Linked DNA regions of Homo sapiens: region 2 is linked to region 1. A link is a loop called in an ENCODE intact Hi-C map of the cell type or tissue named here. Cell type or tissue: heart right ventricle. All regions are shown on one strand. Each heading gives the region's core, and the rest is flanking DNA. Links, peaks and the distances in the headings are about the cores only.

Evidence for each region. Peaks named below come from ENCODE experiments on the same cell type or tissue, not always from the same donor. Only the 100,000 strongest peaks of a DNase experiment are listed, where the experiment ranks them.
Region 2: a loop joins it to region 1, with 4 times the contacts of the local background. A loop is called at or near these places in 2 of 110 quality-filtered maps.

The regions. Positions count from the first base shown.
Region 1 is chr5:38,363,930-38,379,475 of GRCh38, reverse strand. EGFLAM (EGF like, fibronectin type III and laminin G domains) reads right to left here. Exons shown (of 22, transcript NM_152403.4): 6 at 9,014-9,180. Among named protein-coding and RNA genes, the nearest start is that of EGFLAM-AS2, 32 kb to the left of the region's middle. In heart right ventricle, for the core only: no CTCF peak of the experiment used is centred there; a DNase peak (open chromatin) is centred at 8,953; H3K27ac peaks cover 3,703 bases.
Region 2 is chr5:38,303,750-38,319,295 of GRCh38, reverse strand. The region is part of intron 1 of EGFLAM (EGF like, fibronectin type III and laminin G domains); the gene reads right to left. Among named protein-coding and RNA genes, the nearest start is that of EGFLAM-AS4, 21 kb to the right of the region's middle. In heart right ventricle, for the core only: no CTCF peak of the experiment used is centred there; no DNase peak of the experiment used is centred there; H3K27ac peaks cover 2,317 bases.

The DNA.
Region 1 (15,546 bases), core at 6,394-11,393:
CTGGGGGTTAACGCCACACCGAGACAGACTGTCATGGGCTATCTGTCACCTATTCTTTGGAGGTTCCATGCATCATTTACTCTCTCCTGTGTTCTCTGCGTCCTTCCTCCCCTGTCTATAAGCTTCTAGATCCCACTGGGTTTGGGGGTATTCACTTTTTTTCCTTGGATGCCCCCTGTGCATATACAAAATGTGTGTACCTTTTCTCCTCTTAATCTGCCTGCTGTCCGTTTATTTCATACACTCAGTTATTAACCCCTCTGTGGGTAAAGGGAAAGTCTTCCCTCCCCGACACAACCAAGTCCCATCCTAATGATTCCGGTGGACCTCACTCAGAGGGCTTCCTCCATTCTTCCACTTCCCAGAGAGGAAACTTTTTGTTCTTGTACTTCTGTTTCTGAATTCTGGCATTCTGATGTCTTCCCATTCCCAGAACAGAGCTCAGAGCCTGGAGTCTAATGAAAAAGCTACAGAACCCCCAGTGGCTGCCCCTGTCAGCTACACCATCCTTTAGTAACTAGGCATGGAGGGAACATCTATTAACATCTCCTTCATCTTGAAGAGTGGTCAGATACCTTAACCTCTGTTCCACTTGTGTTTTCTTAAAATAACCCTGAGAAGTAGAAAATATCACCTGTCTCAGGATTACTGTACCCATCTTAGAGATGAGGAAGCTGAGACCCAGAGATACTAAGTGTCTTTTCTGAGGAGGTCCCACAGCAAGGTAGTAAGAGGACAGTTTTCCTGGACCTCAGACCCAGACTTGCCGGCCAGATTCTGCTCTGTTCAAAGGTACAGATGCTTGGGGGCAGTGAATAGTGTAAAGGTTGGCAAGAACTTTCATAGGCATGGATTGAAAGAGGCTGCAGCTGTAAGGAAGCTGCTAGAGAGTGCTAATAAGTCACAGGGACTTTGGAGCACTTCCTGATTGCTTTGTAGCCATCCCCAGAACATGCCACTACCTTCTGTCTCCATTGCTTCCTCTCTGCTCACTGCTGCAGCCTATTCAGGGGCATTGCCGCCAAAGAAGAGTCCTCACTTGCGAACAGGGATAAGGGAAATCTATTCTGTGGCTCTATGACAACATGTACCCCGGGATCCTCGCATGCTGTAACTGGTCTCCAGGCAGATGGGCAATGAAAAACACAGCGGCCCAAATCTCAGAGCAAAACTGGGCAAAAGCCAGACTCACACACAGACACTTATGGGACAACAGGTTTACACAACCAACGACAGCTGTACTAAGCAAGCAGGAAGGTGTAGAGAAGAAAAGAGGGGTGAGATGAGAGGGTGCTGGGGAACAGCATGGAATCAGATTTATTGTAGAAATCTGATTTGAGCCAGAGGGAGTTTGTCTCAGCTCAGTGGAAGAGTATGTTTCTGAAACTGTGGAAGAAAACAGTTTATGGAGAGAACAGTATGGCAAAAATCAAACCAAAACAAAACATCTCTCATACTTCTCTATGTAATCCCTGAGGATCTGAGACCATAATTAGCCTTATTAGGAAAAGGAGGAAAAGGTAGTCTAGAAATGTTAATGCTTATTATAATGATCAAGTAAGAACCCAGGGGTAAAATGAGGGCTTGGTTTGAAAGAGAGTTAGAAAATGTCTCTCCTTTCACCAACCCGCTATCAGCAAACTGTACTCTTTTTAGCATTAGAATCTCATCCTTACAGCCTTGAATTTAAATTCACTGGGTTTGCTCTCTTCCTTCCTTCTTTCCTTCCTCCCTCTTTTACTCTATTTGTTTACCTTTTCCTTATTTATACCACATTGCAATTCTGGGAGTTCACTTTTGCCTGCGAACCTTGCCAATGGGAAATTCACTTTTGGCCTATGTGGGTTTCTAGAACAACTGTTTCCTTTCATCTTGTCTTTGAAGTTCCCATACAGTAGCAGTAGGGAGTTATCCAATCACCAAAGTAGTCACAGACTCTTAGCTTGTTAAGTCACATTCACTCATTTACATACTCAATAAATACTTATTGAGCGCAGACCTTGCATAGGGTGTTGAGAACACAACATTTGATGGCTGGGAGTGGTGGCTCACGCCTGTAATCCCAGCACTTTGGGAGGCGGAGGCAGGAGGATCACCTGAGGTCAGGAGCTCCAGACCACCCTGGCCAACATGGTGAAACCTCATCTCTACTAAAAATCATAATAAAAAAATTAGCAGGGCATGGTGGCAGGTGCTTGTAATCCCAGCTACTCGGGAGGCTGAGGCAGGAGAAGCGCTTGAACCTGGGGGGCGGAGGTTGCAGTGAACTGAGGTTGCAGTGAACTGAGATCGCACGACTGCACTCCAGCCTGGGTGACAGAGCGAGACTCTGTCTCAAAAAAAAAAAAGAGAACACAACGTTGAACAAGTTATTCCAGCTCCAATATGGACCTTATCCTAGAGAGGAGATACAGACAGACAATATGATGCATAATATAGATTCAGGCAGTGAAAGTGCTATGGAGAAAATAAAGCAGGGCATTAGGCTGAGACCACAGAAGCCTGGGGTCGAGCACAGTGGCTCAGGACTGTAATCCCAGCACTTTGGGAGCCAAGGCAGGCAGATCACTTGAGCCCAAGAATTCGAGACCAGCCTGGGCAACATGGTGAAACCTTGTCTCTACAAAAAATACAAAAATTAGTCAGGCGTGATGGTATGTGCCTATAGTCCCAGCTACTCAGGAGGCTGAGGTGGGAGGATCACTTGAGCCCGGGAGGTGGAGGTTGCAGTGAACTGAGATCATGGCACTGCACTCCAAGACCCTGTCTCAAGAAAACCAGAAGCCTATCTGAGAAAGTGACATTTGAGCTAGGATCTGAAAGGAGAAAGGGAGGAGGCTGGTGGCATGATCATAGAAAGATCTGAGGGAAGAGAGTTCAAAGCCCAGGAAACAGCAGGTGCTAAAGTTCTGAAGCAGAAAAGAGCAAAACGGCTTTTGCTAGGAACAGAAACAGTACCATCTACTAGGAACTGATCTAAGGACACCAATTCACTTCAGTGAAGAATGTATTTGTTCTTTCTCTGCTCATATCATGAGGATAGTATCCTAGAAATTAAGTGGTTTTGGTGGTTAAGACCAAGTTCTATTCCTAGGGGAAGTTATATAACCCTAGAGTTGATTACACATGTAACTTATTTTTAATTAAATTCCCGTTTTTGGAAAAAAGAAGAAAGGCAAGTGACTTTTTTACTTCTGCCATTTCTATTATTTACCATTCATGTCCTTTTTACTGGCTTTCATTCTACTTGATGAAAGAATGTACTCATTAAGCTTCAAGCTCAGTAGTTGGTGGCCAGTGGAGGCAGTGAATACATTTTTTACAAAGCCCCCAGTTCTGCACTCCAACTGCCTGATTTACCAGGTCAAAAGGAAACTATAATGCTGCTGGTGTTTCTTTCTTGCAGGGAAAAAAAAAATACAGCAGGATGGGGATAAAGAATGAGAGATCATGATTTGGGTCTTCTTTGAATTTCCTCTTGGAAACAAAACAGGTGCTGATTTGTGTGGAACGCCTCCCAGGAGAAGACAGAAGTACATGTAGATGCACCATTATTATTCAAGGTCACCAAAATGATCCTAGCTCTCATTAGAGGACCTAGACACTAAAGTCATTTTTTTTTCTTCCTGTTCTACTTATAATGTTGTGGAGCTGGAATTAGATGTGGACACTGCACGAACTTCTCAACATTGCAGTGGAACCACCAACACCATCCTCCTTTCTCACTTCAGCTAAGTGCCAGTTAATGAAAACACTGGGCCTGGCTTTCATTAACTACCAGCACAAGAGCAACTAAGATCTTCCAATTGCCCCATTAAGCAATTAAGTTGCTAATAGTGTCTGGCATTAATAGGCCCAGTGGGAAGTGAAAGCTTCCCCAGTTAGTAGGGCTGAAGTGTTATCTTTTCTTACAAAAGAGTTTAGCCCTAAGATAAACAGGCCACAGAGGACCCCAGGGAGTGGCCTGTGTCCTTGGTGGGATCTCAAGGTTCCCACTGGGCACTTAGCCTCAAGGATCTCCTTGAACATTGTGTTGTGAAGGTGGCTGTTCAAGGAGCAAAGTGGGCATTAAATCAAGCCAATATTCATGGAGACAGAGAGGAGTGAGAGGGACGAGAATGGGGTAAGCCCGACATGTGGAAATTCTGACCTCACAAGTGGAGAGTAGTGTTCAAAACATTTCTGTGTCTTGGTTTGGGTCTAACTAATCTAAGGGGCTGCCAGCTGTAAAATACTAGGGCTATACCGAAATATACGGGTTGACTTTCAGTGCACATATATGTTTTACCCACATTTCTGTATGTGCAATATGCCTTACGAGTTTTAAAACCAAAAGCAAATGCAACAAGAACAAAAATAGACAAATGGGACTTAAACTAAAAAGTTTCTGCACAGCCAAAAAAAAAAAAAAAAAACAACAACAGAGTAAACAGACAATCTACCAAATGGGAGAAATATTTTCAAATCACGCCTCTGAAAAAGAACTAATATCCAGAATCTACAAGGAAGTCAACTCAAGCAAGAAACAACCCCATTAAAAAGTGGGCAAAGGACAATGAAACCACCTTTGCAAAAATTATGACAGAGGAAATTATGACAGTGAAAGAGATCAGACTTAACTGACTCCATCTTGCTTTTAACCTTTAAGCTGTCTTTATTCATTCCTGGGCGTAGGCCGAACTAACCTTGGGAAGGAATTCAGTTTATGGTTTGACTCTGAAACAAAACTAACAGCCTTTTCCCATAAAGATCCCCTTCTTGACTGGGGACCAGTCAGCCTTTGTAGGACTAACAAACTAGCTACAGGATTAGAAATTACGGTTTAGGAATCATGCAGCCTCTGGCTCTAAGAGTCTGAGCCTCCCCAAATTGCTCCTGGGGATAACATCACTATTGTAATACCTAAAATCAGTGCTTGAGATATTTTGCAGACCTTTTACTGGATGGATAGGCTGACACCACCCAGACCGGTAATCTGGCTCAACCAGTTCTGTGATCCCATCCAGGAACAGAAGACAGCAAGAAAACCTCACTTCGACCCCCTAGGAGTCCATCTCCAACCTGACCAATCAGCACTCCACATTTCCCAAGCCCCTGCCCAACAAATTATCTTTAAAAATTCTGATCCCCGAATGCTCAGGGAGACTGATTGAGCAGTAATAAAATCTGATCTCCTGCATAGCTGGCTTTGTGTGAACGATTCTTTCTCCATTGCAATTCCCCTGTCTTGATAAATAGGCTCTGTCTAGGCAGCGGGTAAGGTGAACTGTTGGGTGGTTACAGCATGAACAGACATTTCTCAAAAAATGATATACAAGTGGCCAAAAACTCAAGAAAAAATAGTCAGCATCACTAATCATCAGAGAAATGCAAATTAAAACCACAATGAGATGTCTTACACCAATCAGAATGACTAGTCAAAAAAACCCTACTCTGAATAAATTTGTGAGGCCAGTATGGTATTTCTACACGCTGGGCTTATCCCATCCTCAGTCCTCCCACTTCCCACCATCTACATGAATGTTTACTTGATTTGATGCCAACTTTGCTACCAGATGTCGGCATGACTGTGGAGAAAAGGGTAGGCTTATACGCTGTTCATGGGAATGCAAATTAGTACAACCTCTGTGGAAAACACTATGGAGACTTCTCAAAGAACTAAAAATATAACTACCACTGAGCCAGCAATCCCACTACTGGGCATCTACCCAAAAGAAAAGAAATCATTATATGAAAAAGACTCCTGCACTCGCATGTTTATGAAGCACTATTCACAATAGCAAAGTCACAGAATCAACCTAAGTATCTATCAAAAGTTGACTGAATAAAGAAAATGTGGTATATATACACTACAGAATATTATGCAGCCATAACAAAGAACAAACCCACGTCTTTTAAGCAACATGAATGAAACTGGAGGTCATTATCCTAAGTGAAATAACTCACAAACAGAAAATCAAATACTGCATGCTCTCACTTACAAGTGGGAACTAACCAATTGGTACATGGGGACATAAAGATGGAAATGAGAGACAATGGGGACTCCAAAAGGCAGCGGGGAGGTTGGGAGGGAGGTGGGGGCTGAAAAATTACTTCTTAGGTACAATGGTCACTATTTGGGTGATGGGTACACTAGAAGCCACATACATCTCACTCAGGGAAGCAGCTTCACAGTCAGCCAAACCCACGTTCAAATCCTGTCTTTACAATGATCAACCTTGCCAAAAATACATTACCTTTTAAAAACTCATTTTTTTTAATCTGTAAAAAGGGGACACTATTCCTCCAGCACAGTGTTTCTGTGAGGATTAAATGGGTTTTGTAGGTAAAGTGCCCAGCACATTGCCTGGCTCATAGTACATCTTCCCAATGGTAGCTCTGATACTTCAAATGTATTAATTTGAAGTATTTTGTATTATTTGAAATTTATTAATTTGAAGTAATTTGTTAATTTGTTAAATTAAAATTTAACAGTTTTAATTTAATTCAGATAGTGCTATTTGATAATTAGGTAATTTTATGTATGGGAAAATCATGTTTTGGAAGCAAAATAATAGTCTAAACCAATACCAAAATAAAAAATATAAATGTATCCTAGAATAAAGGGTTTTCCAAAATGTCAGAAGTGATCAAGGAGAAAAACCACGATTGAAATACTAATTATAGCACATGCTTTTGTATTCATGAAACAGGTCATCTAATAAATTTTGTTATTCTGATCTGAGTAACTGTGTATACCTAGAAGTGTAAAATTATGTCTATTTAAGAATGTTTCATAACTGAGAATTTTCATTGACTTAGCATGGTTTTGTCCACCTTCCCTACCCACAATTACTTTGAAATTTTAAAATTTTACTTCACATAACAGGCCAATTATAATAAAATCTCACAGATCTGTAAAACACTTTCATATAACTTATCCACTCAATCCAGAAAAGCAGGATCCAGCAATGGGGAAATTATAATCAGAAACTCTAAGACCAGATCAGTGTTTCCGTTAAAAAAGAAGCAGTATGAGGCCGGGCGTCATGGCTCATGCCTGTAATCCCAGCACTTTGGGAGGCCAAGGAGGGTGGATCACAAGGTCAGGAGTTCGAGACCATCCTGGCCAAAGAGACCAGCCTGGCCAACGTGGTGAAACCCCGTCTCTACTAAAAATACAAAAATTAGCCAGGCATGGTGGTGGGCACCTGCAATACCAGCTACTCGGAAGGCCGAGGCAGGAGAATTGCTTGAACCTGGGAGGCGGAGGTTGCAGTGAGCCGAGATCGCGCCATTGCACTCCAACCTGGGTGACAGAGTGAGTCTCTGAGTCAAGAAAAAAAAAAAAAGGAGCAGTATGAGAGGTGCCCCAACCCACCCATCCTTCCCTGACTCCAGTCTCTATGCGCACATCTAAATCAGCATGTGCTTGTTATATCTCATCTTTATTCTACATTCTTGACTCTACGGAGAAGGGAAAGCTAAGGGACAGACTGAAAGAGGTGAGCCTGGAGCAGCTCACGAAATGGGAGCAGGAGTTCCATGGGGAGGGTGGATGGGGACACAGCACCAAGTGGCTGCTCACTTTGTAGTGCAAAAAGACGAACTCAGTGTTTCAAAGTACTGTCGGCCCCTAGCTCCTGCTATTCCATAAAGTTCAGCCAAAGAGTAATCAAACAAGGCCTTCCTTTAAATCGAATCATCAACATTTCTTCTAGGAAGAATGCCGTCAGCCTTTGGAATGTGTCTGGGAAGTTTAAGCTTCTAAATTCTAAAGAAGAAGAGTGAAAACATTTTTTTTTCCTGGGTGATCAATAGTACTTATAGGGTGCACGAGCATGTGCATATGTGTGTGCGTGTGTGTGTGTGTATGTGTGTGTGCGCATGTGTGTGTTTTGGAGTATAGCCTCCCTATATAACCCAACAATTTAATTTGACAAAAGGCGACCCGACATTCAAGGTTAGGGTAGAGGTTGTTTTCAAAGGAGCCAAAATTCCTCAGATTTGGGGAACCTCCTGAATCTCTACCCCTGAACACAGCAGTGGCCTTGGATGTCAGCTGTGTGGGTGCTTTGTGAGGAGAGGAGATTATTCAGCTCTGCTAACCAATAAAAACAGGGCTTCATGTTGGCTGGTTAAGCCAGTTACCAGTGCTGCTTCCTTTCTGACAGCACATTTTCTGGGTAAAGAGGACCCAAAGGAGCAGCCGGGCTCTACCGGAGGAATGTATTGGCAATACTGAAAAGATCAGAATCTTCAAACAAAAAAGTGCCAACATTTTCATTCTCAACTCTCCCTGCTACACAGGGTTCTGAGTTTACAGAAATATACCCTCCACTCCCCAAATACAAAAAACGTCTAAAATGGGCTGGACTTGACAAAGTGTTCTAAGCTTTTGCCAATCCAAGAATGGTTCTTGGCATTGTGGGGGATTTTGTTAAAACCCACACCAAAAACAGAATCTGACTTTAACAAAACCCCCAGGTGATTTGATGAACACTGGCCCAAGTGTTCCTAGGCACTATGAGAACATACACCATTGGCTACAGCCCCAGCTCCATGTCAGCGCTCAACTTCTTTGATACTCCTCGACCATCATTCAGAGGAGTTGATGTTGTTTGAATATCCTTTATTTTCAGGCGAACACGAACGCTGAAGCCTCCAGGGGCCTTAGTTTTTTCTCCTATGGTTCTAAGATTAACTCATTTTCTCAAAATATGAAAAGGAGGGGGAAGGCTGCATATCATTTTGCTATGTGGTCTGTTGTGTGACTGTGAAAGAAAACTGACCTCAAACTTCCCAAGGATGATGCAAAAATAAATCCTCTGCTGACCTCCAGGACATAGAAACAGCCCGTGTCCCTGTTGACAGCCTCTAACTTCCAAAGGGCTGGGAAAACCACAGGAGGAAAGCCTGGGGTTAGCCCTTTTCCAGGCTGTCCTTCTGCACGGCATCCAGGTCAAGTGAGTCTTCATGAGGCAAGCCCAGATATGCAGCTCCCTTGGTCCCTCAGAAGGACCCTGGTACTCACAGAGGGTCCGGATGATGTCACTGGGCCAGCTGCGGGGGCTGGGGCCATGGGAATTCATTGCCCTCACGGCAAACTGGTAGTTGGTATCTGGATCGAGGCCCTTGATAACCATGGAGTCCATCTGGATCCGCTCATGGATTGAGGTCCACTTCTTGTCGAAATCTGGCCTTTATTGATTAGAAAAACAGAAGAAGCAGTAGTTCAGAAATACCAGAGGGAAGGGAAGCTAGCTGGCTATGTAAACTAATAGCATTTGAACTCTGGAAGCAATACTTGTAAAAGTAAGTTAACATTTCCTATCTGAAAGTAATCCTGATTTGAAATCACAAGTCATCATTTGCAAGTCCCTGCCGATAAAAACAAGTAGATTATTTTTAGGGTCAGTTGTAAACACTACTTAAAGACAATCCGTTTTTCCTTGCAAGGCCCTCACTATGATGAAAAGATCTTCACATAGGAATTCGCTTTCAAGGACTCTGCCTTCCAGATGTTCACAAACAATCCTCCCTTTGGCAGTCCCCATCCCCAGAGGTCAGAAGAACACAGATTCCGTCTATTCACAATCTGTTCACAAAATAAATATAAGTTTTATAGGGTGACTAATTGCATGAATTGTCATGGGAAAACCCAAGAAGAATCTGTTCACGGACATTCTTAGTCTTAATTATACAGCTACGCCAATGTGCTGAATTTTTACATGTCCTTTGGAGGGCCCTTCAGAGAAGGCAGACCTTTGCTTAGAGCTCCCATCTGGGAGGTAATACACAGAAGGCGGGAGGATGAGCTCTGGAGTTCAAATCCTGACTCTCCTACTTACTAGCTGCTACTTAATTCCTTTAAGACTCAGTTTTCCCATCTGTAAAATGAGAATAATAAAAGGATCTACCTAAGAGGACTGCCATAAAGATTAAATAAGATATATATCTCCAGCCTAGTACCTGGCATCAAATTGTAAACACTCAGCAGGTACCAGACATTATTCAAGGGACTTCTTCACAGAACTAGTAACTTATAGCTGCCTGCTTACTCTATACCTGCATGATCCAATATGGTACCACTACCCTATGTGGTAGTCAGTCATCACTTCAAATGTGTCTGAATTGAGATGTGCTATTGTGTAAAATGTACACTGGATTTTAAAGAAAAATAAAAAAGAATGTGAAATATCTCAATAGTTTTTATATGGGTTATATGTTCAAACGAGTATATTTTGGATACAGTGGGTTAAAATATATTATTGAAATTAATTTCATTTCTTTCTTCTTGCCCTTTAAATGCCACTCTTAGAAAACGTAAACTTTCAAATAGGCTGGCGTTGTATTTCTACTGGATAGCACTGCTCTATGTGGACATCCTAGCTGGAGGGGAGAAAAAAAGAACATTCCAGGTAATAAGAACTACAAGATAAAAGTTGGAAATAATTGTGCATGGCCTGCAGACAGTGTGAATGGCCTAAGGGGAGGAGAGGCTTTGTGTTAATGGCTAATAACGTCAAGGGCTTTCCATCTACCAAGCACCATTCTAATACCTTAACTCATTTACTTCTCAAAAATGCCCTATGCAGTAGGTACTAATATTAAACACTCCACCTTTTTTTTTTCTTTGACAGAGAAGGGAACTAAGGCACTGAACAGGTAAGTAACTTGCCCAAGGTCACATAGCTGATAAATGGTGAGGCCCACTTGGATTGGTAGGATGAGGTTAGATTTACAAGACCCTTAATACTGGATGAAAAGGGGGAGTGACGGTGGGCGGCAGACGATTCCCCATCCCTTTGCTTGCTCCCTGGCCACCTCTCAGGTGTTCTGTTGTTAAACACCTCTGCTCACAGATATTTAGAGGAAGGCAGGAAACAAAAAAGTTCTGTTTGTCTTTGAGGAGCAACTTACCAGGCAAGGAAATAGAGAGTCATTTTGCTAAAAGAAGATGCCGGGGTGAACAGCGGATTTCCTTAATGTGAGCTCGCCCAGTTTTTCATTAGCAGGAATGATTGAAAGCCAGATGGAGTCCTTATGCCCAATAAATGATGCTTCCTCAAGCTCACCAAGCTGGGGGTAGTGTGTTAACGTGTTTGGAAAAGCACAGTTCACAGGGTATGCCCATGGAGGAAGCAGGGCTGGTTTCTCTTTCCTGATATTCTTTTCCCAAAGATGGAATTCTCATGTAAACTAACTTTATCATCGAAGAGAAAACCTCGGTGAGTGGAAGGAAACACATTTACAAACTCAAATTAGAACAAAATCACTTCGCAGAGGAAAACCACAGGGGATACCTAAAAGTAAAGTCAGAAAAGATGTGATCTTTAGATAAAACTCTCTGCTATCGTTTGCTAAGCTTCCCTTGTGATATTTATAGAGGAAATAACCCATATCTATTCTCACAGTCTGCTGTTATTTACCGAGGACTACCTGCAAAGACCTGCAACAATCTTTATGTAAAAACTACAGCAAAACAAAAAGATGATTTTGTACATGTTGTCCATTTAATGCAGAAAAGAAAAACTCTTATTTCCAGCAAACAAGAGATTAAATCATTAGCATTTATTTTTATTCTATAGAGTGAGAGAGACAAGCTCATGCAGATTGAATGCCTGTTCAAAACCTTTAACATTTTGCCTCTGATTTTGTCATGAGTTTTTTATTTGAGTGTTTTTAGAGTCTCTTCAGGTACAAAAGTACAAAGGTGAGGCTGAGAAAGAGATGACCAGGCAAAAGTATTGTCTTAAATCATCCTCCAAAACACCTGTATCTTTTTTTTGACTGAAGAAAATCACTTTATCCTAACTACAAAGTTGTTGGTCAGATCACCATAGCAACGCTATCTTGGCAATGTATTCAACAATGAAAAGGCCAGAGGGTGAGAAGTTGACTGAGAATGGGCTGCCACCCCACAGGAACAGAAGAACATCTGGCCATCTGGTGGGGTGGCTCAAGCCTGTAATCCCAGCACTTTGGAAGGCCGAGGTGGGAGGATAGCTTGAGCCCAGGGGTTCAAGACCAGCCTGGGCAACATAGTGAGACCTCGTCTCACTATGTTTAATAAAAAAAAAATTAGCCAGCATGGTTGTGCATGCCTATAATCTCAGCTACTAAGGAGGCTGAGGTGGGTGGATTGCTTGAGCCCAGTAGTTCAAGACCAGCCTGGGCAACATAGTAAGACCTTGTCTCTGCAAAAAACTTAAAAAAAAAAAAAAAAGTCTGGGGTGGGAGGATTGCTTGAGCTTGGGAGGTTGAGGCTGCTGCGAGCTATGATTGCACCAATGTACTCCAGCCTAGTGACAAAATGAGACCCTGTCTCAAAAACAACAACAACAACAAAAACATGGGCAGCCACCAGCAGGGCATACACTGCAAGCATTTTGCCAAGTAGTGAGATAGGGTTGGGCCAGGCACCCTATACCTCAGGAGATCAGTGGCTCAGCTTTGGAAGGTTGCTGGGCAGGTGAATTCAGGTGGGGAATAGAGAATGCGGCCAGCAGTGGGTAATCAAAACCCAATTCATCAATTCACTTAATCAGGGCTCACTAACTGGTTCATTTTGCCACTTACCATTGGCATTGTTAGAATCCAGCCTGGCTATCAGGGCTGGGTGAAATCTTAGAGATCATTTGGTCCAAGTGTCTGAGGACTCTCAGAAATTGTATGCAGGATTTTATACATGAACACATTTCATTTTTCTAAGTAAAGGGTCCTTCACTTTTATTAGATTCTCAAAGATAAAATAATGATCCCAAAAGCTTTGAGAGTCACTGATCTGATCCAGTCTCTCATTCTACCTACATGGTCACTGAAGGAAAATAATTTACCCAAAGTCACAGAACCACTGGGTGGTATACCTTTCTGTTTTAATTCTTTCTTGTGGTGTTTTGACTACCTTGCCCATTGCCAATCTCAATCTTAGTGAACAATCACTTTTCTTGATACTATCAAACCCCATAGGTGGCTGCCATGGGCTAGTCCATTGGCAAATGATGAATGATTATCAACCAGGCATCCATCACAAAAGTTATATTCCAGGAGGCTCCACGGAAGTGTAAGCACAGTTCCATTTTCAGGGAGTTTATAACCTAATAAGCTGGGGATAAAATACATCTGAGCATCAGTGCAGAAACAGCACCTCTAAGGACCAGTAGGAAGCCAGCGCAAAATAGCACATTTCAAGAACTGTATTTGAATAGGTCACTGTGAACTAGAATCCTGAGGAAAGTCTAAGTCCCAGAATCCATATCCTAGGAAGACATGGTTCTCTATGTTGATCACTGGGCAGAAGTTGCTCTAGACCCATCTCCGCTTGATGCAGGATCCAAAGAGTGGGTACTGCTGGCTTAGGTGGAGGAAACTTAGTGAGGATAGGGTGGTGTCTTTACATAAGAGACAGACAAATAAAGATGGTGTGGAAAGCTTCTGTGTTTTCCATGTTGGACTAAGAGGCCCAGTGGTTTCTTACAGAGAAGCCAATGGCAGGAAAACCTTTTGATGTCAATTAGGAATGACAGACAATGAAGCTGACTGCCTTGGAAGGGATGAACTGGGCCTCGTTGACTATATTAAAGCAAAACTGGGTGGTCCTCAATCAGGGACCATAATGTAACAAGTGACTTCCTGATCAGGGTGGGAGCTACTTAATTCAGTATCTCTGACCTTGACTCACAGTAAGTAAACATTTTTCCATAGTAAATATACCTATGCACATAAATATGTATATTATATATGAATACAAAGCTGAAAAAAGTTTCAAGAAAAAATACTTAGCTTTACTACCTTATTCATGTTTCTCCTTTCTTTCTCTCCTTTTCCTTTCTTTTCTACTTCTCCTTTTAAAAAACAAAATGCTGGTAAAAGACCATTAAATTGATCTTGCCACTCACTGAAGTGCTGTGGCCCATAATTTGAAACACACTGCACTGAACTTTTCCCCCTAGAATACCTTAGATGGCATTTCCAATTCTACAATTTCAAAAATAAAGCAGGTGTCATTAGCCCCTGAGAGGAATCTGTTTCTTGAACTTGAATTCAACACCAACACATGGCAAATGAAGCCTGTTCAACCTCAAATATGCTCTGGATTCATCACATATCAGAGCTGTGTTTTTGAATGATCCACGGTAAGATATACACTGGACATTGTGACCCAGTAAACACCACACACACATACATACACCTGAAACAAGTTTCACAAACCGATTCTCCTTTTTACTATGCGTGAGAGCCTGTGGTATTCTCTTTTCTATTCTATTTCACCTCTCAGTTTGAGAACTCCTGTTCCAGAAAGACAGAGCTGAGATGAAGAGTGAAGCTAAAGCATGTCATGGACGTTAACTAGGAAATGGCTAAAACTGGTTAAATCCTGCTAGGAAAATACTTTTGAGAGTGGAATTTGTTGGAGCAGCCAACTGTCCTCTAGGGGATACAACAGAACATCCAGAATAGCCTTGACCATAGAGGCCACTCTACTGGCCTTAGAGGGAGGGGACCAGAAGCCTAATTACAGCACAGACAGACACCTGTGGCCTCCTTCTTTCCACATCAAACCTACCAACCCACAATGGGATGCTTTCTGGAGGACGCTGGGTTACTTGATGGCTCCCTCCCTAAGTATTTTCTCTCACATTATTCCTTCTAAACATCATCTCATAAACAGAATTAAAAATACTTTCCTCCAGACAATCCCATGCCTTGAATCTGATTCTACTATCACACTGATTAGATCACCTTCCAGTATAATTTTAGACTTCTGTCTTTCCTCCTGGGCTGGGAGCTCATTAAGCATGGTGACTTTGTCTTCTTCATCTACGTGTTCCTTGAGATGTCTGCACGATCTTTCAAAGACGGGAATGCTACCAGTCTCTTTCCTGCTTACAACTTTCCATAGCTCCCTATTCCCTTCAGGATATAGATGGGCACCTTTATAAGGCCTTTTTTTGGTGTGACCCTCACCGACCCATCTCTCACCCCACAGAGCTCCAGGCTTTCTAAGCAATTCCAGGAACATTTTCTTCTTGCCTCCAAGCCACTGCTTAAGTGGCTTCCTCAGTCTAAGCTTTTCATGTTGCTTCCTCCCTCCCCTTTTGCCTGGTAATCTCTGATGTGTCCTTCTTTGCTCCCATAAGAAGCCTTCTTTCCTTCAAAACTAGGTCAGATCAAGCTTATGTTTCTCCAGGTTCCTGATCGCCATGCCTGCCTACAACACTCACTACTCCTCTGAACTCTGTCCATCTGCATTCCCCAGTAGACTGTCCAAGGGTGGAGTCTACAGCTTATTTATTCATCCCTAAATCTCTTGCATGTTTTTCACATGAGATACTCCATACATACATGTTTGTATGAACATATGCTCATAGGAGGTATCCAATAAAGGGTGATTGAGCTGAATTAAAATATCTTCAGAATTCAACTTAGAAATAGCATGATGCCTTAAATCAGGGTTGGCAAATTTCAGCCAGCTGCCAGTCTTAGTAAATAAAGTTTTACTGGAACACAACGACACCCATTTAGGTACTGTTTAACCTCACCCATTTAGGTACTGTTTATGGC
Region 2 (15,546 bases), core at 4,782-9,781, 59 kb after region 1:
GAAATCAGGGGGTCAAGCATGGGGTCATCTCTCCACATCAGACCCCTGTCTTGGTTGGGACCAGGCTCAGGTTCCAGTCATCCCCAGTCTGAAGGTCTAAAGAGAATGTCTCACTCCAGAGAACCCTGGGAGTTGGGGGTCTGCTGAAGGAGACAGGGCACTGGAACAAGGTCACCTTTCCAAAGAAGGTGTGGAGGAACAACTGGGGAAAAGCCAAGGTGATATTTACCCCTAATATGAATTCTCACCATCTCATGAGCCTGGAGCATGACCACATAGGAACGCCTAGTGAGGACTATGGACTATAACATCTCCAACCAGCCTTCTAGAAAGTTCTCTCAGATAACCTCAGGAACCATGGTTTATTCTCTCAGAAAGCAGCCCTTTCTAGAATTCCTCTGGCTCACTGCTAGATGAGTGGCTTTTTCGAGTTATTGTGACCACGCTGAGGGTCTTTCCTGAGGAAAGAGAGAATCACATTAAAACACCAGAGGGCAAGCATGGTGGCTCATGCCTGTAATCCTGACACTTTGGGAGGCCGATGCGGGTAGATCACCTGAGGTCAGGAGTTCGAGCCAGCCTGGCCAATATGGTGAAATGCCGTCTTTACTAAAAACACAAAAATTAGCCAGGCATGGTGGGTGCCTGTAATCCCAGCTACTCGGGAGGCTGAGGCAGGTGAATCGCTTGAACCTGGGAGGTGGAAGGGATTACAGGCATGAGCCACTGTACCCAGCCTCTGGTGTTTGAATAATTTTAGACTTATAGGAGAGTTACTATAGTATAGTATACTAGATAGTATAGAGAGTATAGTATACTATATAGCTAACTAGTTAGATACTATACTAGTATACTATAGTATATATAGCATATACTATACTATCTAGCTATCTAGTTATATATATAGTATATAACTACACTATATAGTTAGTATAGTATACTATCTACAGTTAGTATACTATAGTCAGATAGTATAATATATTATTCTATCTATAGTTAGTACAGTATACTATAGTTAGATAGTATACTATAGTATACTATACTATCACCATAACTCTCCTTTAAGTCTAAAATTAATAAGTCTAAAATTAATCCAAAATAAAACAACTGAAAAAAATGAGGGTCCTCTTTCTTTCATCACCACAATCCCAGCAGGAGACTCTCTTCCATGAGGCAGGGCCCATTTACCCAGGCGAGGGGAGCAGAACTGTCCCAAGTCCTGAAAATCAATAACAGAAACCTGGTATCTTCCCCAAGTGCCCGCTCACAGCCATTGAACAACTGCATTAACTCATGGGTGAGAACACCTTTCCTTCTTTCTCTCATTCTCAGGATCAGGTTTCTCTCCGGTTTCCTCCTGCCAACACTGGCCTCCAGCACATAAGGCAGCACATCTGGTGAGGAGCTGTCTAATCTACACCTGCCTTAGGAAGCAACTTCCCCCTTACCCTCATACTGGGCCAGAATCTGGCCTCTGCAATTCTCCTGATCGAAGCTTGAAACATTTTGCCAAGTCTTCACCTGTGGGTCCTACCTGTAAAGCCATTGGGTTAGAAGAAGATGGGGTTTAATAATTTAATAAGCCACACAACTTTGTATGTAGTACAAAAGGGTTGACATTTCCTGTCTTTCAAAGAATAGAGATCAATAATCATTTTTAAATGGAAAACAAACCAACCACATCCCTTTTCCCAAAAAGCTGGAAACTTAGACTCATGGTTCTGGGATATGAACTTGCTAGGGATGATAACAGCTATAATTTATTGGCCACCATCTCTAAGCTTGGCATTCTTTGGCATTTTACAAAGACAGTCCGCTGCCCCCAGACCTACAGGGCACAATTTGGAAAACAGAAAAAAAGATTCCCCTTCCTGGCAGACATAGACTCCAAGGCCAGGCACAAGGCATGGTGAGAGGATGTAACCTGCTTCCAACCCTCCATCCCATCTTCACCCTTTCCCTGCCCTACTCCCTCCTGGGCAGTTTCGGTCTCAACATCTCATGGCTTAACAAGATGATACCCAGCTGAATTGCGGATCTCTGCCTTCTCAGCTGCATGCAACATTATATAAGTTACTCTTTTTAATTCTTTCAAGAGCTCTGCAAGGTAGGTATCAGTAAATCCATTTTTCAAATGAGGAAACAGAAAACAGATATTTTTTTGACATGTTCAAGATCATAGAAAGTGATCTTGCTGCATCCGTGTGCAAGAAGTCAGGATTTGACCGTGGGTCTCTCTGACTTCACAACAGATGTTTCCAATTACTTCCAGGATCACGTGATAGAATGGACACCGGAACATTGCCGGAAGCAAGCAGACTACCACATGGGGCAGTAATTGCTGGCAGAAGTCACATCAACCACTCATCCTGCTCATTCTGTCCTTGGCCCAAAGCAGCAAGTCTCTTGCTATCATTTTTTCTTGGTAAGAACTCAAAAAAGTGACAGGAAAACTGAGAAATTTTATTTCCTCAGATTTGAGGTTGAGGAGCAGACTGGCCTGGCAAGGTTATTCTCCAGAAGAGAAGTAGTGGAAACAGCTGAGTTGGAACTCGTGTCCCAGGGGTGTTCAGGGTGCACTGAGGGGCATGCTGTGAGCACATGGGCTTTGGAAGGCAGTGGAGTGTCATGGAATTGAGCCCATAGTATGGAAGAGATGCAGAATCTTTAACAAAAATTGCCAAAATCACAAAAATGGGGGAATGAAGAATCATCATAGCTAAAATGTATTCACTAATGTCAGTAGCAGTTCTTGGAGCTTTGGATATGTTAACTCATCAATCCTCACAACAACTCTACTAGGCAGGCACTATTATTGTCCTATTTTAGGAGTGAGGAATCTGAGAAACAGAGAAGTTAAGTAGCTATTCCAAGGTAATCCAGACAGACCATGAGCCAGGACCACTCCAGAGCCTGGGGCCCTTGGGGAGTAACACATGGAGCTTCATGTTTGCATCTGGTTAGGATGGAAATGACACAGTCATGGGGACTGGAGCTGGTGAAGAATCACACTCCAAAGAGGTAAAATGTTCAATCAGAATCCTAGAGAGAGCCTGGGGTTGCTCTGAGCCCTGAAATAGGGGTCCAAGCAAACCAAGCAACCAACCAACCAAAGAACAGGAGGCACCCCATGGGCTATACTAGTAATAAAATTAAATAAAAATATCAATAACTGCTTTAAGGACCAGATTCTGTGCTTAGGATTTTTTTTTTTTTTTTGGGACAGAGTCTTGCTCTGTTGCCCAGGCTGGGGTGCAGTGGCGCGATCTGAGCTCATTGCAACCTCCGCATGCCGGGTTCAAGCAATTATCCTGCCTCAACCTCCTGAGTAGCTGGGATTGCCAGTGCCTGCCACCACACCCAGCTAATTTTTTGTATTTTTAGTAGAGACAGAGTTTCACCATGTTGGACAGGCTGGTCTCGAACTCCTGACCTCAGGTGGTCCACCTGCCTCGGCTTCCCAAAGTGCTAAAATTACAGACATGAGCCACCATGCCCGGCCTGTGCTTAGGCATTTTAAACATATATTCTCATTTAAACTTCACAAGAAGCCCATTGTACAGATGAGGAAACTGAAGCCGAGAGAGAGATTAAATAACTTCCCCCAGTCACACACCTCATAGGTGACAGCTAGGAATCCAGGTCAGAAACCAGCCTCTCACTCACTGGCTCTTTAGTGCTCTCTCTTGTTGGGGAGGACACCAATTTCCTCTCAAGCTTCTAATTTCAGAACATCTATATAAGGTCTGTTCAGTTGGGAGCAATAAGATCTTATGATGAATTGAGAAAGTATAACAGCAGCATGTCACACATAAACTTTTTAAACACAAAATGCACTTATATATTGTGCGATGAATGGTGGTATAGCTTGTGAAGGGACAGAAGTTTCATAACATGGATGGTGCCTATCAGGACTTATGATATCAATAAGGAGAAAACATATGCATGACTGACACAATAAAGCGTGATGAATTGTCTATTTTCTGGCACAAGCAAATCATGTCACAGGGAGTAGAGAAGAGGGGAACCATAGAGGCTGGAATCACTAGGGACTATAAAATCTAAGTTAGAAAATCAATACCTAGTAAATGAGATTTGAGATATGCAAAGTCACCTTAAAGAGATAGGATAATAAGACTTGAAAAAAGTGCAAAGCTAAATCATCCTGGATGCACCTTCTTGGTGTCCTAGCTGGTATCTATGTTGATTTTAGTCAATGCTCATGTTATACCAACTGTTAAGTATTTTGACTAGCCTCCTGCTATTAGTCAGGATAGCCTAGGTTGGCTATTATAGCAAATGACCCCCAAATATTGTGGCTTATGACAAGGATTTTTTTGTCATGCATTCTAGAAAGTCATCGAAGCTCAGCTGCAGCTCCGCTCCATACTGTCCCCACTGTGGGGCCCATGCTAATGGAATAGCCTCTATCTGGAGCATGGTGAAGCATGTGCTTACTGTTCAAGCTCCTTCCCAGTAGTGACACAAGTGACTACCACTCACCTTTCATTGACCAGAGACAGTCATATGGTCCCACCTGAGTTCAACAAGTCACCACTATGGATTAACAATAGCATTCTGCCAAGGTGTGAAGAAACACCATGTCTTTTGGGTGGGCGGTAAGGCTTCATATGGAATACAGAAAAATCTAAGTCAGAGAGGAAAAATATGGCAGTGCTCACCTAGGCCCTGTCCAGGGGACCCAATGCCTGGGAGCCCTTCTAGGGTCACATGTACATCCCTGAGGATCTCTTTTCAACATAGCAATCACTCTGTGATCTGTTCAGGGTCCAAAGACAGGCAAGGAGAACAAAACTATCAGGCATTTGCATACGTCTACTGCCCACATCCTCACATTCACATAATGGTTCTGGCTCTGCCGGACCCTCTCTTGAAATAGTGGACTTAAATACCCTTTAACTGTAATTAAAACACCATGGTATTGGCATAGGAATGGACAGGAAGATCAATAGAACAGAACAGATAGCCTTGGAATGTATAAAAACTTAATTTATGATAAAAAAGACATCTTGGATAAATGGGGAATGGATGAATTATTCAACAGATAACATTAGGACAGTTGGTTAGCAAATTAGAAGAGAAAATCAATTTCTAGCTTAATTCATACTACACACCAACATAACTTTAACTCCAAATGGATTAAAGAATTAGAAAAGTATATATTGGTAAAGCCATAAAACAAGAAGATTCTCCTCATTCACACCCATTCACCCCAGCATAATTACTTTTAAGTTTTTCTTAATAGAATAAATCATACACAAAACAAACATTATACAACACATTTTTTTAAAACGTTTCTTTCTGTCGAAACAACAACCAAAGTTAAAATGCAGCCTGGGGACAAATATCTACAGACAGACAAAGATTAATATCGTTTAACATATAAAGAACGAATACAAAATACGACAAAAACATTTTATGGTGCATAGAGAAAAATGGACAAAACGCTTACATAGACAAGTTATTAGAAAAGGTAAAATTTAAAAACACAGAAAAACATTCAAATATTTTACATGAGTAATTCAAATATTACATGAGTAATTAAAGAAGTACAACTTATTGCAACCCTGAGGGCCATTGCTAATAAATCGAGACAAGTTTTTTTAAATGGTAGAATCCAGTTCTATAAAGGGAGTGTTTTTATATGTTTTGATTAGTTATTTTACTTGGTAAAACTCTTTTAGAAAGTAATTAGGCGATGTATGATGACTCTTTAAAATATACTAATATGCCCTAGTATTAATACTTCTCACAATGTATCCTAATGAGATAATCTCAGATATGGAAAAAATATTTTATGCACGAGCATGTTCATCTCAATATATTTGTAATACTTAAAATTTAAAACAGCATGAATTCAGGTAAGATGTTAAAGCAAATTATGATAACATATTTGTACTTGATGGCCTATTACTGAAATGATGCTTGCCAAGAATTTAAGATAACACATGGAAACGTTTTTGTTATGATGCATGTAAACAAGGCAGTCTATGAAATGAATGCATGTACAATATAAAATTATGTAGAGCCTCCCTTTGTATCTGTCTGAGCTAAAAAAATTATGCAGAGCAAAATCATGAGATAAAAAAATCAGAAAAGATTAATTGTGTTTGGCTCAAAACCATTAATTATTATGTCTACTTTTCTGTATATTTTATTTACTTATTTTATTTTATTTTTTTTGAGACAGAGTCTTGCTCCATCCATCACCCAGGCTGGCATACAGTGGCACCATCTCAGTTCACTGCAACCTCCACCTCCGGGGTTCAAGCAATTCTCCTGCCTCAGACTCACGAGTAGCTGGGATTACAGGTGCACACCACCACGCCCAGCTAATTTTTGTATTTTTACTACAGAGGGGTTTTTACCATGTTGGGCAGGCTGGTCTTGAACTGCTGACCTCAGGTGATCCACCCACCTCCACCTCCCAAAGTGCTGGGATTACAGGTGTGAGCCACTGCACCCAGCCCGCATACTTTAACTTTTCTCTAAAGATCGTGCATTACTTTTATGACAGAAAAATAAGCATCTTCATAATTGATAGTAATAATTGAGTTTTGACTGTGTCAGGTGCCAAGCTTTGGGCACTTTACAAAATCAGGACAAGTACCTACAACCAAAGGCAGAAGAATAACATCTAACACATTTTAGATGCCAGATATATTTTAACTGATCCCATATATTTATCCTGTAGGTGTTATTATCATCCCTGTTTTACATATAAGAATCTGAGGTGGCCAGGCGCGGTGGCTCACGCCTGTAATCCCAGGACTTTGGGAGGCCGAGGCGGGCGGATCACGAGGTCAGCAGATCAAGACCATCCTGGCTAACATGGTGAAACCCCGTCTCTCTAAAAATACAAAAAATTAGCCAGGCGAGGTGGCAGGCGCCTGTAGACCCAGCTACTCCGGAGGCTGAGGCAGGAAAATGGCATGAACCTAGGAGGTGGAGCTTGCAGTGAGCCGAGATTGCACCACTGCACTCCAGCCTGGGCGACAGAGCGAGACTCTGTCTCAAAAAAAAAAAAAAAATCTGAGATACAGAGAGATAGAGTAACTTTTGCAAAACCACACAGCTGGTGAGCATGTGATGGAACCACGATTTGAACCAAGACAGATTGGCTCCAAAGCCAGCACTTGTAACCACACCATACAGAGATTATTGCATTTAATCATCACAACACCCCTGGGAATAAAGTAACTATTATTATACCGCATTATAAATGAGAAAACAGGCTTTGAGAATTAAATGACGATGGTTACAGGGCTAGCAAGAATGGACTCATACCCCAGAATCCCCTCCCCTTCCAAACCACTGGATTAAATTGCCTTGTGAAATAAACAATATATATATAAGTCCCATACTTCTCTCTTTTTTCCTCTGCTGCTCCCTTTTTCTTGGTTAAGGGAATAGAGCCTCATTGCTCAGTTTGTCGTTTGTCCAAGGACCTCCTGTAACCATTCCTTCCTTCTGTTTCTTTGCCTTTTTTGCATCCCCTTCTCATTGTCAGCAACTCTAGGATTGCCAACTTCACTTCAAGTTTGTGATTTGTTAAATATCTTGGTAGGGAGGGAAGTGTAAGGGCTTTTCAATGTTTTATAGATGTCTTTATTTCCATTCTTGCTGTCATTATTGCCAAAAACAGAAGAAACGAAAAAAATGCAAAAAACAGGCAGGTTTGTCCATCAATGGACGAACAAAGAAAATGTACACACACAATGGGATACTATTTAGCCTTTTAAAAAAGAAGGAAATCTTGTTATTTGCAACAGCATGGATGAAACTGAAGAACACTACATTAAGTGAAATAAGCCAGGCACAGAAGGACAAAGATCGCATGATCTCACTTACATATAGGATCTTAAAAAGTCGAACTCACAGAAACAGAGTAGAATGGCGGTTACCAGGCAGGGGCTGGGGGACTGGGGAGATGCTGGTCAAAGGATACAAAATTTCAGTTAGACAAGAGGAGTAAGTTCAAGAGGTCTATTGTACAACATGATGACTGCAGTTAATAATAATGGATACTTGAAAACTGCTAAAAGAATAGATTTGAAATGTTCTCACCACAAATAAATGATAAGTATGTGTGTTGATAGACTTCCATTAGCCATTCCACAATGGCTGCATATTTCATAACACCATGTTGTACACCATAAATAAATATAATCTTTGTCAATTTTTAAACATTTGAAAAATAGACAGGTGGCTGCTGTATAGGAAATGCGACCAACCCATGGTTCCAAGTGGGAGAAGGAATGGCAAGGATCCAAGCAGAGGAAGGGTCGCAGGGCAGTGGGAGATTAAGGACGGGGTAGGTGCTGACCCCTGCATCTCTCTAGGGCTGTCCCCATCACAAGGCTCTGTGGCATAGCCAAAGTGTCACCCTCAGATGATCATTTTTCAGTAGTTCTCACACGTGAACAACTCTTTGTGACAAGGAAAGAGTTTATTGGCCAAACTGGCTTAAATAGTGGCGTGTCAGGTCAAGTGCCTGCGAAACAAGAATCTTTAGAAAGATCTATATCACTACATCTGCCACCTTGTGTTATGTTCAAAAATCGCCTGCAAATTCAAGCCACAAGGGTACATATGGATAATGGCCTTAATATTTATGTTAAGGCATTAGGGAAAAAAATTGATTTTTTTTTTCTTTTTGGGAGTTAAATCATAACACTCAATCAGAGAGATTCCTAGAGAAGGAGGTAAAAGAATGAAGAAGGTAGGAGGGAAGAAAGGAAATTGTACAGAAGGCATGGGTAGAATAGCTTCATATGAAAATAGCTAAAGAATAATTTTAACAGTTTTTGAGCCCTCCCTGTGTCACACAGGGTCTGACAAGTGCATATGTAGAACTCATTTAATCTTCATAGTCACCTCATGTAGTAGGTTGTTATATTATTCCCAGTACACAGATGAGGAAACTCTGGTACAAAGTGTACAGATAGTAAGTGAGAGAGCATGGATTTGGACTCCAACTCTCTCACCCTGGAGCCCACAGCTCTCAACCACTTTCCTAATCTGAAGAAAGCAACCTCAGAGCAAAACAGTGGCTTACAATAAATAAATGAAGAGGAGGAAAGATTATACTGTTTGGGGATTTGGAGGATTACCAGCTAGAAAAACATATGTGAAAGGTCATCCCAATCTGTTTAGCCACTTTAAAAGATAAGACTTGACTGTTGCTCTAGGGATGAAATAGCATCTAGTGTCAATGCTTCTCTGTGTGTTCCTCAAACACTCGGCAATCCTTGAGGTCCTGAATGGTGCTAGCAACTTGGAATTCCCCATCATGGCCTACTTGAGCCATCGCTGTCATGGCTGATGCCATCGTCTGGCATTACACTAGCAGTGGCATTTGGTGTTACTGTGCAATATTGGGTCACTGTCATTTATTAAGGTGTAGGCAAGTTGGATTTTGCCTGTCCCCTAAAGAGCTAAATTTACTGTCCTGAAGTGGACTGGCTGTCCCCTTTGGATGTTGTACCGGAGTGAGAGGGACAATTAAACAAAAGAAGCAAGTGCTAGGCTGAAATATAAGCATTCTCAGACACCAGCCACACGGGGAGCTGCAACCTTCATGTATGCTTTACGGTACAAACACAGTGTTCTTGACTCAAGGCTTTAGGTCACATTGTCCAAGTGTTCCTTTGCTTACAATGAGTACACACAGCTGATGGTTGTGGGCTTCTCAGTATGGGGTACATTGGGCTCAAAAAACAGAAAAGGAGAGAGAGGGCAGAGCAATTCACACCACAGGCTAATGGGGTGAGGCAAAATCTCACTGCCTTTCACTCCCTCAGTTTCTTTTCCCTACTAGTGCTAGTGATGGGCTTAAATATAATCAACATGCAGTGGGCAAGAGAAGAGTGAAATGTTTTCATTACTGTTTGCATGTCTCAACCTTGCCTATACTCAGTGGTGTGCTGGTAAAAGTTTTTCCGAAAGACCCAATTTGTAGAGCATACCAATTTCTGTGGTGTAAATACTCATACCATGGCCAATTTTAAGTTACCATTGTAGTATCAATGAACATGACTTTGGGAAGAGATGTGCAGTAGCACATTATTATGTAGTATGTACTTCCATGGTACAAATAGTAGATGTAAATAACTTCAAGAATACAGACAACACAAAAATGTAGTAAAATAATTAGTAAGTGATGAGTTTTGAGCATTTGATGATAAATTCATATAACATAATTTAATTTTTAATAATGGCTATGTTGGCAGCTGGTTTGCAAAATCCCTGAAAATTTAACAATTGGCTCTTGTGAGTCTGTAGGAGCTGTCTCTAGTACACCAGTGTTCCTAATTCTATACAGCTACCAACACAACATTTCAGATTCCTAGCTAGTCAGAGCCCACATATTGTTGTACAGTTGGGCAATGCAGTGCACAACCTGTTCAACTCAACACAGCAACCTTGTAGGTGATATGCAAACCAGGGCGTATCTTGGTTCTTCATTCCGGATTCTTTCTTCTCCCACAGTGCTCTTCTGTCTGACTACCTTGGTGAGATGGGCCTGATAGAAAGGAGCATTTAAGAGCTCTCTGACCTCTATCTCTTTCCCTAGAGTCAATCATCATCCTCATCTTCCTTATTGCTACCTTTTTTTTGAGCATCTATTCTAGTTCTGAGTTCTTAACATAATTTACTTTTAAACCTTGGGGTGACCCTAAAAGTAAGCATTAAATATCCTAGTTTTTGGATGAGGAAACCCAAGAAAGTTTAAGTAACTTGCTTAAGGTCATGCAGCTAGGAAAAAAAATGCCAAAGCCAGGCTTCTGATCCAGATCTGTCTGGTTCCAAAATTGGTGTTCTTCCAATGACACCAAGTTGCCAAGCTTCTTTCCCTTGGTACATCCCAGCCTTCAGCATGCGGAGGGTCTCATGAGCAGAAGTCACCCAGTCAGAGCTTCACCAAGGGAAAAGAGAAAGAGCAATAAGGACATTGACAAGTGGCCCCATTGGCAGGCAGGGCCCCACAGCCCTGTGAAGGAGGTAACAAAAGGGACAAGAGTAGGCCTGGCTGATTTTAAAATGTTAACAAGAACTCTGTGGCTGTGCCACTTTGGTGTAGTAAAGGCTACCCTTTTGTCTTTTATTTAGCAATTGTGAGAGGGGAGAGGTTTTGAAAGGGACTATTTAAAAAGCACGTAGAGGAAGAAGTCTGTTTATTCCTAAGGGGACATCTTTCCAACAACATATTTTTCTGGGAAACTATTCTTTCCCACACAACAGTATGGTGATGGAATAACCAGGCCTTCCCCAGAAGCTGGAAAGGAAACAAACTGAAACAAACTGAGACCCAAGAGTCAGAGCATACCAGAGAAACATCAAGACAGCAGTCAAAGCCAAGAAAGCCATGCCCACCCCTCAGGCTGGACTGGGCAGCAAGGCCACAGGTCACTGTAACTCTGGGGTCAAAAATGTTGGAAAATCCTACCCAGTGAATTTGTAGATCCTTAGGCATATGGTCCCCTGCATGTCTAAGCAGTTTCCAGTATTTCTTTAGTTGGACTGACATGCAAAGAGAAAGATCACTGGCAAGAGAATAATATGCAAAGAGTAATAGGAAAAACAGCAGCAATTTTTTCAGAGCTGTGTGACAAAGTGGAGCTCAGCAGAGATTTAGGGCTACACCAGGTATGGATTAGTCCATTCTCATGCTTCTATAGAGAGCTGCCTGAGACTGGGTAATTTATAAAGGAAAGAGGTTTAATTGACTCACAGTTCCGCAGGCCTGAAAGGCCTCAGGAAACTTACAATCATGGCAGAAGGTGAAGGAAACATGTCCTTCTTCACATGGTGGCAGGAAGAAAAAGGGCTGAGTGAAGGGGAGCCCCCCATAAAACCATCAGATCTTGTGAGAATTCACTCATTATCATGAGAACAGCATGAGGGATACCATCCCCATGATTCAATTCCCTCCCACTGGGTCCCTCCCATGACATATGGGGATTATGGGAACTACAATTCAAGATGAGATTTGGGTGGGGACACAGAATCAAACCATATCAAGATACCAGGTGCAACAGATAGACAAATAAAAATAGGAATATGTTATCTGTTACTGAAAAACAACCCCAAAACTTAATGGCTTAAAATAATGATATTATTTATTTATTCACAATTCTTCTATTTGGGCTGAGCTTGGTGAAAACAATTTGTCTCAGCTCCACACAGCATCAGTGGGTTGGCCTGACTATGACTGGAGGATCCACTTCCAAGATGACTTACCCACACTGGGGACTAGGCACTAGTGCAGTTGGCTAGAAGCTCAGCCGGGGCTAGCGATCCAGGGCCTTGGTTCTTGGTTCTTGCTGCCAGCCGGGTTTATTGATTCTCCTGTGTGAGGACTCTTCATATAGTAGTTACACTGAGCTTCCCCACAGTATAATTCTCTTAGGGTACTTAGATTTCCTATGTGCAGAAACTGTTAGGACTTTGTAAGGCTGAGGCCTGAAATTGACTAAATATCACATCTTCTGCATCCTATTGATTAAAGCAAATCACAGGGCTGCCCCTGTCCAAGGAGAGGGTACTACAGAAGTGTGTGGATACCCACAGGAGGCATCATACATTGGGGAATCACTAATGTAATAGACAAAGAGTGATCTTTCTCACTAGTCTGAGGAAAATTGTATATTCCGCATGTAACTACAATGTATATATAAATACAATAAATTAGGGTTACATGAAAGCAAAAAGAACATAAATCATAGAATAGCACCAATAGCTGCCACTGCAATTCAGTAAAATGGCCCTGAACATGAGATATCGAACTATAATAGCCATCATGGGGGAGGAACGGTAGCTTTCCTGTGAGCCCAGAGGCCAGGCCAGGCCAGGCCACCAGCAACCAGGACTTCAGCCTAGCCACGCAGCCATCTGGTGGAAAACACATGCTTCTTCTGGGGCCCATTGTCTTAGAAGAGATACTACCAAGTGATCAAATGTTGAACTTGATATGTGAGTTGGCTAACAATTTGGTGCCCCTTCAAAGTGATGCTCTCTCTTTTTAAAAAAATCACAGTAATTCAGGTAAGATTTCTATTCATTAGGCCTAGAACTTTTCCACTTTTATAATCAAGGAATCATTTATTAGACTGCTCATCTATTTCAGTCATAATGACACCATGATGAATTAGCCAACACCAAAGAGCTCTGTAGGTCAGGCCATTCTGATTACTGCTTGGCTCTACTGCCAATTATCATAACCATGGTCACCCACTCAGTCTCTGGTGATTAAGTGCTACCTCTTGGCTCACATAACCCAGTATCCCATCATCCCCACTGAATTTAGGGAGCCCACTTTGATGCAGCCATTTACACTCTCAATTCTGGCTTACACAGAAGAAGCCTCTACCAAGTTCCTTAAGGATGCCAGGACACACCTAATGAATGTCTGTCCTACTGCCTTGGTGAAGGACAAGTCCTCTGAACATTTCTGGGGTCACAGCGAGAGGGTGACATGCAGAACCTACATAATAAATTCACTCCAGTGTTCTAATCTTCCTAGTTTGGATTCCCTGGAATAATATAAAATTTGTACTTTTGCCAGTCTTTTAAATCTCTTCTCAAGACATTCAGACATGTCAGATGTTTTATCAACATTATTTTGGGGAATAAGTTTCATCCAGAGCCTACTGACCTGTTCCAGTTGGACTGGTTGCCTTTTCTATCTAGTAAATATTTGTCATTCTAGCATCTCCTTCCCACTATTATTCTGGGGACTTCTTATATCCCTCTCCTGGATTGGATCTTCTGTTTCCTGCAGCTTTGGTCCTGCGTCATGGTTCTGTCCAAGTTTTCGTGACAGTCATCCTCCAACACCTTCCTGAGAAAAGATGTAAAGGAGGTAAATGTAGTAAGAGTCTTCTATCATCCTTCATTGATAGTTTGGCTGGGTATGGAATTCTAGGTTAGAAATAATTTTCCTTCAGAATTTTGAAGTAATTGCCCTGCAATCTTCTTGCTGCCAGTATTGATGGTAAGTCCAAAGCCATTTTGATTCTTGACTTTTCTTGTTTTTGTTTTTACTTTCTGGAATTTTGTAGCATTTTCTTTTCATTTCCTGGCTTTGGTCTATTTTCATCTTTTTGTATCTCTGAACTATTTTATTGGTAATATCTCCTTGGTTTTTTCTCTTTTCTTCCTTTGTAGAATGCCTGTTATTTGTACAGTTTATGTCCTGAATTGAGGCACTAATTTTCTTTTCTCTCCTTTTTGCCATCTCTTTATTTTTTTGTTCTACTTTCCAAAAGATTTCTCCAAATTTCCTTTTAATCCTTAAGTGAGTTTTCCATTTCTGATATCATATTATTAAAATCCCAAGGCTCTTTTTGCCCTTTTGTTATTATTCATTTACTTTTATATACTATCCTGCTCATGTTTACAGTTGTAGTATTTTATCTGTCTAGGGATCTAAGTGAATACTGTTTTTTTGGTGTGTTTCTGTTACATTTTTCTTCATGGTCTCTATTTCCTCCAAGATATTTCGACTTTCTGGTGTTGGCTTTTATCTTTCATGTTAGAGGCACTGTTTAGATGCTTAGGAATCCTTGATTATCTGCTCATATTTAAGTGTTCATGAATAAAAAACTCATTGTAAACTTTGTGTGTGTGAGTGGGGATTCTTGACTGTGAACTTTACTGTAGCTGTTTTGAGAGTTTTCAATATCAATATCATTATGTTTTTCTTCTTAGGCTGGTCACATCCCAGGGAAGATCTTTCAATATCCTACCTAAAGGAACAAGTCTGACCTAAATAGGGGAACTGAGCAGGGAAGAAGACTGAGGTCTCCGCATCCCATGTATATATACTTTTCAGTATGGTACCCATATCTCCAATTGTGATGGATGCCCCCTGTTCACAGACCTTTTGCTTTTAACTAGTCTTTTGGGAAGAGGGAGGGGATTGCCTGGCTATGCAGACATTGGAAAGAGATATGGAATGCTGACACTTCTCAATCATACTTTCAATCAGTCTTCTTTATCTTCTCTTTTATCTTCTACTTCCAGAAGTACTTGGTACCAAACTCTGAGAATTTATGGGAATTCCAAAGGGTAAATCTGAAGGTTCTCAGTGTTCCTTAATGCTAGCTTTAGATTCTGTTTTCTTTCTTTCTTTTTTTTTTTTTTAATGGAGTTTTGTTCTTGTTGCCCAGGCTGGAGCGCAATGGCGTGACCTTGGCTCACTACAACCTTCGCCTCCCAGGTTCAAGCGATTCTCCTGCCTCCGCCTCCTGAGTAGCTGGGATTACAGGCCACACCTGGCTAATTTTTTTTACTTTTTAGTAGAGACAAGGTTTCACCATATTGGCCAGGCTGGTCTTGAACTGCTGACCTCAGGTGATCCACCTGCCTCAGCCTCCCAAAGTGCTGAGGTTACAGGCATGAGCCACCATGCCAAGGCTATATTCTGTTTTCTTATGTCTGTTAAGTTGTTTATCACTTTTCCATCTACCTTCCGTTTTGAAATTTTGTGACTGTTACCATTTTTTTGGAAAAAAAGCATTT